Regions from separate parts of the Homo sapiens genome. Here region 2 is linked to region 1. A link is an interaction called in ENCODE POLR2A ChIA-PET data of the cell type or tissue named here. Cell type or tissue: GM12878. All regions are shown on one strand. Links, peaks and the distances in the headings refer to the core of each region. The heading gives the core; the rest is flanking DNA. Region 1 overlaps LOC124903508 (a long non-coding RNA gene). Region 2 overlaps ANKDD1A (ankyrin repeat and death domain containing 1A).

Region 1 (4,384 bases), core at 106-4,105:
CTCTGCTGCCAGGCTGGACTCAAATACTTGGGCTCAAGTGACCCTCTGGGCTCAGCCTGTCTAGTCACTGGGGCAACAGGTGCATGCCTGGCTATGTTTACTTTTTTTTTTTTTTTTGAGACAGAGTCTTGTCCTGTCATCCAGACTGGAGTGCAATGGCGCGATCTCGGCTCACTGCAACCTCCATCTCCTGGGTTCAAACCAATCTACTGCCTTGGCCTCCCAAGTAGCTGGGATTACAAATGCCTGCCACCACGCCCAGCTAATTTTTGTATTTTTAGTAGAGACTGGGTTTCACCATGTTGGCCAGGCTGGTTTCGAACCCCTGACCTTGCGATCCACCCGCGTCGGCCTCCCAAAGTGCTGGGATTACAGGCATTAGTCACTGTGCCTAGCATTTTTTTTTTTTTTTTTTTTTTTTTTTGAGAGAGGGTCTGGCTCTGTTGCACAGGCTGGAGTGCAGTGGCAAGATCTTCACTCACTGCAACCTCTGCCTTCTGGGCTCAAGCCAACCTCCCACCTCAGCCTCCCAAGTAGCTGGGATTACAGGCACACACCACCATGCCCAGCTAACTTTTGTATTTTTTGTAGAGACAAGGTCTCACTATGCTGCCCAGGCTGGTCTCAAACTCATGAGCTTAACCAAACCGCCCACCTTGGCCTCCCAAAGTGCTAGGATTATAGGCTTGAGCCACCATGCTGGACCATGTTTACATGTTTAATGTAAACTTCACATACAGTGAAACACATAAGTCTTAGGAGTATCATTAGAAGACCTTTGCAAATTAATATACCTGTGTAGCCCAAACCCCTATCAGGATTTACAACTGTGCTGTCCAATACAGTGGCCACTAGCCACATGTGGCTATTTTAATTTAAACTTAAATCAATTAAAACTAAGTGAAACTCAAATCCAGTGCTCAATTGCCACATGTGGTTAGTGGCTATTACATTGGATAGCACAGATAGGGGACAGTCTCCTCCACTGCATGAAATTGTAAGAACATTATCATCACCTAGAAACTTCCTTTGTGCCCCTTCTCAGTCAATCCCCACTCTCAGTCCTTAGACAACCTCTGTTCTGATTTTATTTTTAACCATGGATTAGTTTAGCTTGTTCTAGCATCTTTTTTTTTTTTTTTTTTTTTTTTTGAGACGGAGTCTCGCTCTCTCGCCCAGGCTGGAGTGCAGTGGCGTGATCTCGGCCCACTGCAACCTCTGCCTTCCAGGTTCAAGTGATTCACCTGCCTCAGCCTCCCGAGTAGCTGGGACTACAGGCACGTGCCACCACGCCCGGCTAATTTTTTGTATTTTTAGTAGAGACGGGGTTTCACCGTTTTGGTCAGACTGGCCTCGAACTCCCTACCTCGGGTGATCCGCCCGCCTCTGCTTCCCAAAGTGTTGGAATTACAGGCGTGAGCCACCGCGCCCGGCTGGATGTATGTTTTAATTTGAGACGGAGTCTTGCTCTGTCGCCCAGGCTGGAGTGCAGTGGCGCGATCTCGGCCCACTGCAACCTTCGCCTCCCGGGTTCACGCCATTCTCGTGCCTCAGCCTCCGGAGTAGCTGGGACTACAGGCGCTTGCCACCACGCCCGGCTATTTTTTTGTATTTTTAGTAGAAACGGGGTTTCGCCATGTCGCCCAGGCTGGTCTCGAGCTCGTTACAAGTGATCCACCCACCTCGGCCTCCCCAAGTGCTAGGATTACGGGCGTGAGCCACCGCGCCCGGCCTGGATTTATGTTTTAATTTATTTTGAATAAATACCTAGGTGAGAAATTCTGGGTCATAGAGTAGTTGTATATTTAGTTTCATATGAAACTGTGAGATCTTTCTTCAAAGTGGTTGTACTCCCCACACAGGATTTTGTCTGAGCAACAAAGTCCCTGAAGGGAAAGGTATCGAACATGTAACTAGACACTGCCTGGTGGTGGATTAAAGGTCCTCGGGTCTTCGCTCCTCCCCGCTCCACGCGCCGTGGGCCTACCAGCTGCATCCTGATTGGCCCGCGGCGTAGGGAGGCGAGGCCAGAGGGAGCCCTACCTCCTGGGGCTGTACTTCCTCCCCTTCGGCTTCGGGCGGTTCTGGGCATCCGCCCGACACTCTGCTCCCTGCTGCCGCCGTGAGGTCAGTCTGGATTGAGGTGCAACGCTGCTCTCGGATCTCGCCCAACCCAAAGCCTGGTTTGGAGGCAAGATCTCAAGAGGAAAGGGTTTTCTTCATTTTGAAATTTCCTCCTCGGAATATCCTTCCACACGTCTTATCTGCTCGCTGTCATTGAGAGGTCTCAGTTCAGTCCCTGGCTCATTAATAATAGCTACAATGACATTAGCACAGAGGGGGTTATAAAATGCATTTTTGGCATTATCTCATGTGATACTACTCAAAAGGCCCCGTCCCTTCCACCTTAGGACCCTTTCTCTCCAAGCTTTTTGCCCTCCCGCTTTCGCAGCCCGAAGCTTACAAGGACAGTCTGTAGAAGAGCTGAACGGGAAACGGTATTTATTTTACTGTCTTCCAGTTTCCAGAGCAGGACGGCACCTTGCACTGTCATCACCGGGCAGCGGACACTCATTTTGTTGAACCTCTCATACAGCTGATCCTCTCTTAACTTCCACGACTTCACACTCCCCTCGTTTCTTCCTGTCTACTGGCTGCTCCATGTTAACCTCCTTTGCTAACACCTCTTCCTCATTAGACCTCTCACTGATCCTCTCTCTCTTCCTTCCCTCCCTCCCTCCCTCTTTCCTTCCTTCCTTCCCTCCATCTCTCCCTCCCTCCCTCTTTCCTTCCTTCTTTGGTGACTCAATTATCAACTACATGATGATTCCCAATATTCTATCTCCAGCCTGCCCTTCTTCCCAGAACACCAAACAATATCCCCATTTGTCTTCCTGAGATTTCCACATGGATGCCAATAGGCATGTCAGATTCACTTTCTCCAAAACAGAGGTTTTAATCTCCTTCCCCAGTACCATATACGCCTGTTTTCCTCCTTTCTTTATCATCTCAGTAAATGGCACCACCATTTTGGGCTCAATTTAAAAACCCACGCCATATCCCTGATTTGTTTCTTCAACTGCCACATCCAACCCACCATTGAAACCCGATGTTTCTTGTCTTTTTTATTTTCTTTCTTTTTTTTTTTTTTTTTTTGAGACGGAGTTTTGCTCTTGTTGCCCAGGCTGGAGTGCAATGGTGCAATCTTGGCTTACCACAACCTCCTCCTCCTGGGTTCAAGCAATTCTCCTGCCTCAGCCTCCCGAGTAGCTGGGATTACAATCATGCGCCACCACACCTGGCTAATTTTGTATTTTTAGTAGAGATGGGGTTTCTCCATGTTGGTCAGGCTGGCCTCGAACTCCCGACCTCAGGTGATCCATCCACCTCGGCCTCCCAAAGTGCTGGGATTACAGGTGTGAGTCACAGTGCTGGACCTCTTTTTTTTTTTTTTTTTTTTTTTTAACAAGGTCTTGCTCTGTCACTCAGGCTGGCACTTGTAGCTCACTGCAGTCTCCAACTCCTGGCCTTACGCGATCCTCCTGCCTCAGCCTCATAAATAGCTGGGACTAAAAGGTGTGCAGCACCATGCCTGGCTAATTTATTTAAAAATTTTTTTTGTAGAGATAGAGGCTCACTAAGTTGCCCAGGTTGGAAGGTAGGGTCTTTTAAGACGTATAAATCAGATTTTGCAGCTGGTGTAGTTAAAAGCCCTCAATGCCTCCCTAAGACTATTCATCTTAGAATAAAACCCACAGTCCTTACCATAGCCTGAAGTCAATTCCCCTTCTGTGCACCGTGACCTCAAGCCTACTGCTCTCCCTTGCTCACTAAGCTTCTGTCACACTGGCCTCCTTGATGTTTCATAATACCCAAAGCCCTTTCTTGTGCCAGAGTCTTTGCACTTGCTCTTCCCTTTGCAGGAAATGCCCTCCCCCTTCCTCCCCACCTCTTTGTGTGGCTGTCTTTTTTGTCATCATTTAGGTCTCAGCTGAAATATCCACTCTTCAGAAAGGCTTCCCCCACCACACATACCATATCTAAAAATGGGCTCCCCCAGTTTCTATTTTTTTTTTTTTTTTAGACGGAATCTCACTCTGTCGCCCAGGCTGGAGTGCAGTGGTGCGATCTCGGCTCATTGCAACCTCCACCTTCCGGGTTCAAGCAGTTCTCTGCCTCAGCCTCCCAAGTAGCTGGGATTACAGGTGCCTGCCACCACGCCTGGCTAATTTTTATATTTTTAGTAGAGACGGGGTTTCACCATCTTGGCCAGGCTGGTCTTGAACTCCTGACCTCAGGTGATCCACCTGCCTCGGCCTCCCAAATTGCTGGGATTATAGGTGTGAGCCACCACACCCAGCCACAACAGGTATTTTTTGAATGG
Region 2 (4,384 bases), core at 272-4,271, 95 kb after region 1:
GACCCCCTTGGGTTCTGCACTGAGTCCATCCACACTCATCCTTTTGGGCTGAGCAGGTCCTACCCTGTGCAAGGCACTGGGCCAGGAACTAGGCATGCAAAGAGCGGGGAGGGCAGTGCCTGCCAGGACTGGCAAACCCAAGAGGCAAAATGATCACACCTCAGGGCCCCAGGAGAGCATGAGCACCAAGAACAGTGAAAGATAAAATACAGCTTTGATGAACTTCTCCAGAATCTTGCAATCAGAAATTCTGCAAAGAAGCTTTTAAAATTGCATACCCCTGTTAAGTTTTGTGTTTTCACAATGGGAGTGTTTTCATTTTCAGTTTCATCTGGGAGTGGGGCACGGTAAGTTTTTCAATGCCTGATAAGGGGGATAGACCTCTTAGAGTCAATGACAACACAGGTCACTCCACGTGTACTCTAGAATGCTAGGGAGGCTTTGAGAGTCCAGAGAGAGCTATTAACTCCACTTGGAAGGGCAAAGTTGCTGTCAAGGCCTCACAGAAGTGGAGATGCTGGACATCCCCAAGGTGGAGGGGAGAGGGCCCCGGGCCCACGCCAAGGCTGCCTTCTGCCCAGCTGTCCTGCCTCTGAGCCCCCTGCCCTGCCCAGGAAAGTGCGAGCGCCTGTCAGGCATCCATGTGTGCCACTTGCAGCTTCAAATGGCAGGACATGGATATTTATAACCCAGAAGGAAGAAGAAAGCCCTGCCACGGTCTCTACACCCTGCTAACTGGGGGCATGTGTTGGCCCTTCATGGTTCACCTGCTTCCTGCGTGTCTCTGAACACAGAGATTTCACGCTGTGATTGCATTTCCCACCGCTTGTCCTGGCTCGCAGCAGCCAGCCTGCAGGCTATAGGCTGCAGAGAAGCTGGCAAGGAGAGAAAAACAAAGCTGTTGAGGGCTTTTTAAAATTATTTTAAAATTTTATTATTTTTAGCTGAATTCAATTTTTTTTTGAGACAAGATCTTACTCTGTTGCCCAGGCTGGAGTGTAGTGGCGTAATCACAGCTCATTGCAGCCTCAACTTCCCATGCTCAAGCAATCCTCCTGCCTCAGTCTTTCCAGTATCTGGAACTACAGGCACGCACCACCACATCTGGCTAATTTTTGTATCTTTTGTAGAGACGGAGTCTTACTATATTGCCCAGGCTGGAATTCCTGGGCTCAAGCTATCTGCCCACCTCAGCCTCCCAAAGTGCTGGGATTACAGGTGTGAGGTACCATGCCCAGCAGGGAGATCCCTTTAAAGGACAACCCCACGCAGGCTGACCTCAGCAGGGGCCACTTCTGATACAAAGTACGTTGCGCCCTCTGCCCTGCCCCATGCAGCTGCTTCTCTTGGCTATGTCACTGTCACCTTTAGACTTTCCAAGTGCAAAGCAACTACCAGTCCTCTGGCCCTCAAGTCCCAGGGACACATGTCAAGCTCTCCACATGATCACCTGAAGACCCTCCTACATTATTGACTCATTGAACAAATATCTACTGAGTGTTGGCCATGTACCCCCGGCCCTATTCTAGGCACTTAAGGAAACTTCAGAGAACAAAATAGATGCCCCTGTGGTGCTTATGTTCCAGCAAGAAGGGTCAGACACATGGAACCAACCCAAATGCCCATCAATGATAGACTGGATAAAGAAAATGTGGCACATACACACCATGGAATACTATGCAGCCATAAAAAGGAATGAGATCATGTCCTTTGCAGGGACATGGATGAAGCCAGGAACCATCATCCTCAGCAAACTAACACAGGAACAGAAAACCAAACACTGCATGGTCTCCCTCATAAGTGGGAGCTGAACAATGAGAACCACATGGACACAGGGAGGGGGACAACACACACCAGGGCCTGTTGAAGGGGGGCAAAGTTAGGGAGAGCATCAGGGCAAATAGCTAATGCATGCAGTGCTTAATACCTAGGTGACGGGTTGATGGGTGCAGCAAACCACCAATGCACACGTTTACCGATGTAACAAACCTGCACATTCTGCACACGTATCCCAGAACTTAAAGTAAAATTAAAAAAAAAAAAAAAGTCAGACAATAAATACTAAGCACTCAGCCAGTGACAGAGTGTGTTAGCAGGTGATCTGTGCAGTGGGGAAAGGAAAAGCAGGACCCAAAAATAGTCTCAGGAGGACAGAGGTGGGGGTTGTAGTTTCAGTGTGGCCCGGGCAGGCCATGCTACTCAATGAGAAACTAACGTCTCACACAAAGACTTGAGGGAGGCAGGTGACTGAGCCAAGCAGCTGCCTGGAACAGCCTGAGCGCAGGGGAGAGTTGCTGGGGCCTTGAGCCGTGAGAGGAGATGGATCTGGGGGACATGAGGAGGGACCGGCTTCAGATGGGCACGTGGAAAGTAGAATTGGATTTGTTTAATTTTTAAGCAATGTGCCTGCCTTGAAGTATAAGGAAAGAAAGACCAGGGCTTGGCCCTTGAATCTGCCCCTGGTTATAGTTTTTGGCCCAGTTGTCAGGAGCAGGGTGGCACTGACCCAGTGTGCATGGCTGCAGCTCATCACAGGTCTGTGATTCTGGGACTCTCTGGTCTGCTGGCCTCTCAGGAGCCCTTTTTCCTGCAGGAGGGGAACACTGCCCTTCATCTGGCTGCTGGTCGGGGCCATATGGCTGTGCTGCAGCGACTTGTGGACATCGGGCTGGACCTGGAGGAGCAGAATGCGGTGAGTCACCGCCTGGGGATGGCGAGATGCATGACCCTTGCTTGCTCTCTGCCTTCGAGGAACCCCCACCAGTCCATGGTGAAGTCTAAAGCCAGAAGGCTGAGGGCATGATCTCGAACTGAGAGCCCACCAGGGAAAGACAAGCAGCAGCACTGAACTCCAGGCTTAATGGTAGTACTTGGCATGATGCCTCACCCCAGAAGTGAGACAGAAAGTGTGTGTTCAAAGAAGGGAGACGTCACCGTGGACAGGATGGTGAGGGAGGGCTTGCTGGAGGAGAAGGAAATAGAGGGGAGGGGCTGAGACAGCCTGACCGGGGCAGAACATGAGCAGAGATGTGGAGCCAGGAGTGACTATGCCATGTGTGTGCTCCATAAAGTGAGGACTTCAGGGGTGGGGCTCATGGAATCACAAACAAGAAAGTTCATTGTTCCCAGGGGCAGGGCAGTGGAGAGCTCAAGGGGTCCTGGGGCCAAGGCACAAGGGGCATCCTCTCACCGTGGGATTGGGGGTCACTTGGGGGTGGGCCTCCCCACCATCCTCATTGCTCTTCTTGTGTGTTGCAGGAAGGTCTGACTGCCCTGCATTCGGCTGCTGGAGGATCCCACCCTGACTGTGTGCAGCTCCTCCTCAGGGCTGGGAGCACCGTGAATGCCCTCACCCAGGTAGCCAGGCCCTCCCAAGACTGCGGTCGGCTCTTGGCTGCTGAGCCATAGCCATGTCGGCAGTAACGGCCACAGGGATTCCTGAACCCTGAGTGAATAGAGGCTTCGAGGCAGCAGACAAGGTTCTGATCTTGGCTTCTCCACTGCTGAGCCCTGTGACCTGGAGCAAGTTACTTAACCTCTCTGAGCCTTGTTTCCCAACTATAAAGTGCAGTGACATTTACTTTTTTACATTGTTGTGAGGATTAAATACCTAACACAGTGCCCAGGACATAATAGGGCCCAACACCTCAATACCTGTTAGTGTTTTTTTGTTTTAATTTTTTTGAGATGGGTCTTACTCTGTCGCCCAGGCTGAAGTGCAATGGTGCGATCTTGGCTCACTGTAACCTCCGCCTCCTGGGTTCAAGCAGTTTTCCTGACTCAGCCTCCCAAGAGGCTGGGACTACAGGTGTGTGCCACTACCCCCGGCTCATTTTTGTATTTTTTGGGTAGAGACAGGGTTTCACCATGTTGGCCAGGCTGGTCTTGAACTCCTGACCTCAAGTGATCCACCTGCCTCAGCCTTCCAAAGTGTTGGGATTATAGGCGGGATAGCCATTGCACCTGGCCCTGTTAGTGTCTTCTATTTGTTGAGCTCTTGATCGTTCACAAAGCCCCTTCATAACTGTTACCCCAGAAAAATTCCACCCATTTTGCAGATGAGAAAACTGGAGCTTTGAGGGCACTTTCTCAGGGTCACAAGCTAGTACGAGGCAAAGCTGAGTCTCAAAAGCCTTTTCCCCTGACTCCAGAGCTCCCACCCACTGATGAAGCTTTTCCCCTGACAGAGCTGGGGCTTGAGGTGTGACCCTGGATGAACCTCTTCTCTCTCTCCCCGTTGTACTCATCAGTTCTGCCAGTAAAAATTCTCCTCTATGACCTGGAAAGCGGGGTTGTGGCCTTTCTTTAGGTAGTGAGTTGGTGTTTTGGGTTTGCTTTTTATTTTTGAATCAGTGACAAATAACCTTTCTGGCTGGTTGAATGG

Evidence for each region. Peaks named below come from ENCODE experiments on the same cell type or tissue, not always from the same donor. Only the 100,000 strongest peaks of a DNase experiment are listed, where the experiment ranks them.
Region 2: POLR2A ChIA-PET joins it to region 1 with 5 read pairs; 11 of 35 experiments call an interaction of 5 or more read pairs at or near these places.

The regions. Positions count from the first base shown.
Region 1 is chr15:64,833,820-64,838,203 of GRCh38, forward strand. LOC124903508 (a long non-coding RNA gene) reads right to left here. Exons shown (of 4, transcript XR_007064682.1): 4 at 2,114-2,317. Among named protein-coding and RNA genes, the nearest start is that of PLEKHO2, 5.9 kb to the right of the region's middle. RefSeq lists an enhancer at 3,715-3,814. In GM12878, for the core only: a CTCF peak has its summit at 2,123; a DNase peak (open chromatin) is centred at 2,042.
Region 2 is chr15:64,928,229-64,932,612 of GRCh38, forward strand. ANKDD1A (ankyrin repeat and death domain containing 1A) reads left to right here. Exons shown (of 15, transcript NM_182703.6): 7 at 2,594-2,692; 8 at 3,259-3,357. Among named protein-coding and RNA genes, the nearest start is that of ANKDD1A, 19 kb to the left of the region's middle. RefSeq lists a silencer at 2,543-2,837 and enhancers at 2,586-2,685, 2,925-3,802. In GM12878, for the core only: no CTCF peak of the experiment used is centred there; DNase peaks (open chromatin) are centred at 2,193 and 2,903; H3K4me3 peaks cover 816 bases; H3K27ac peaks cover 1,898 bases.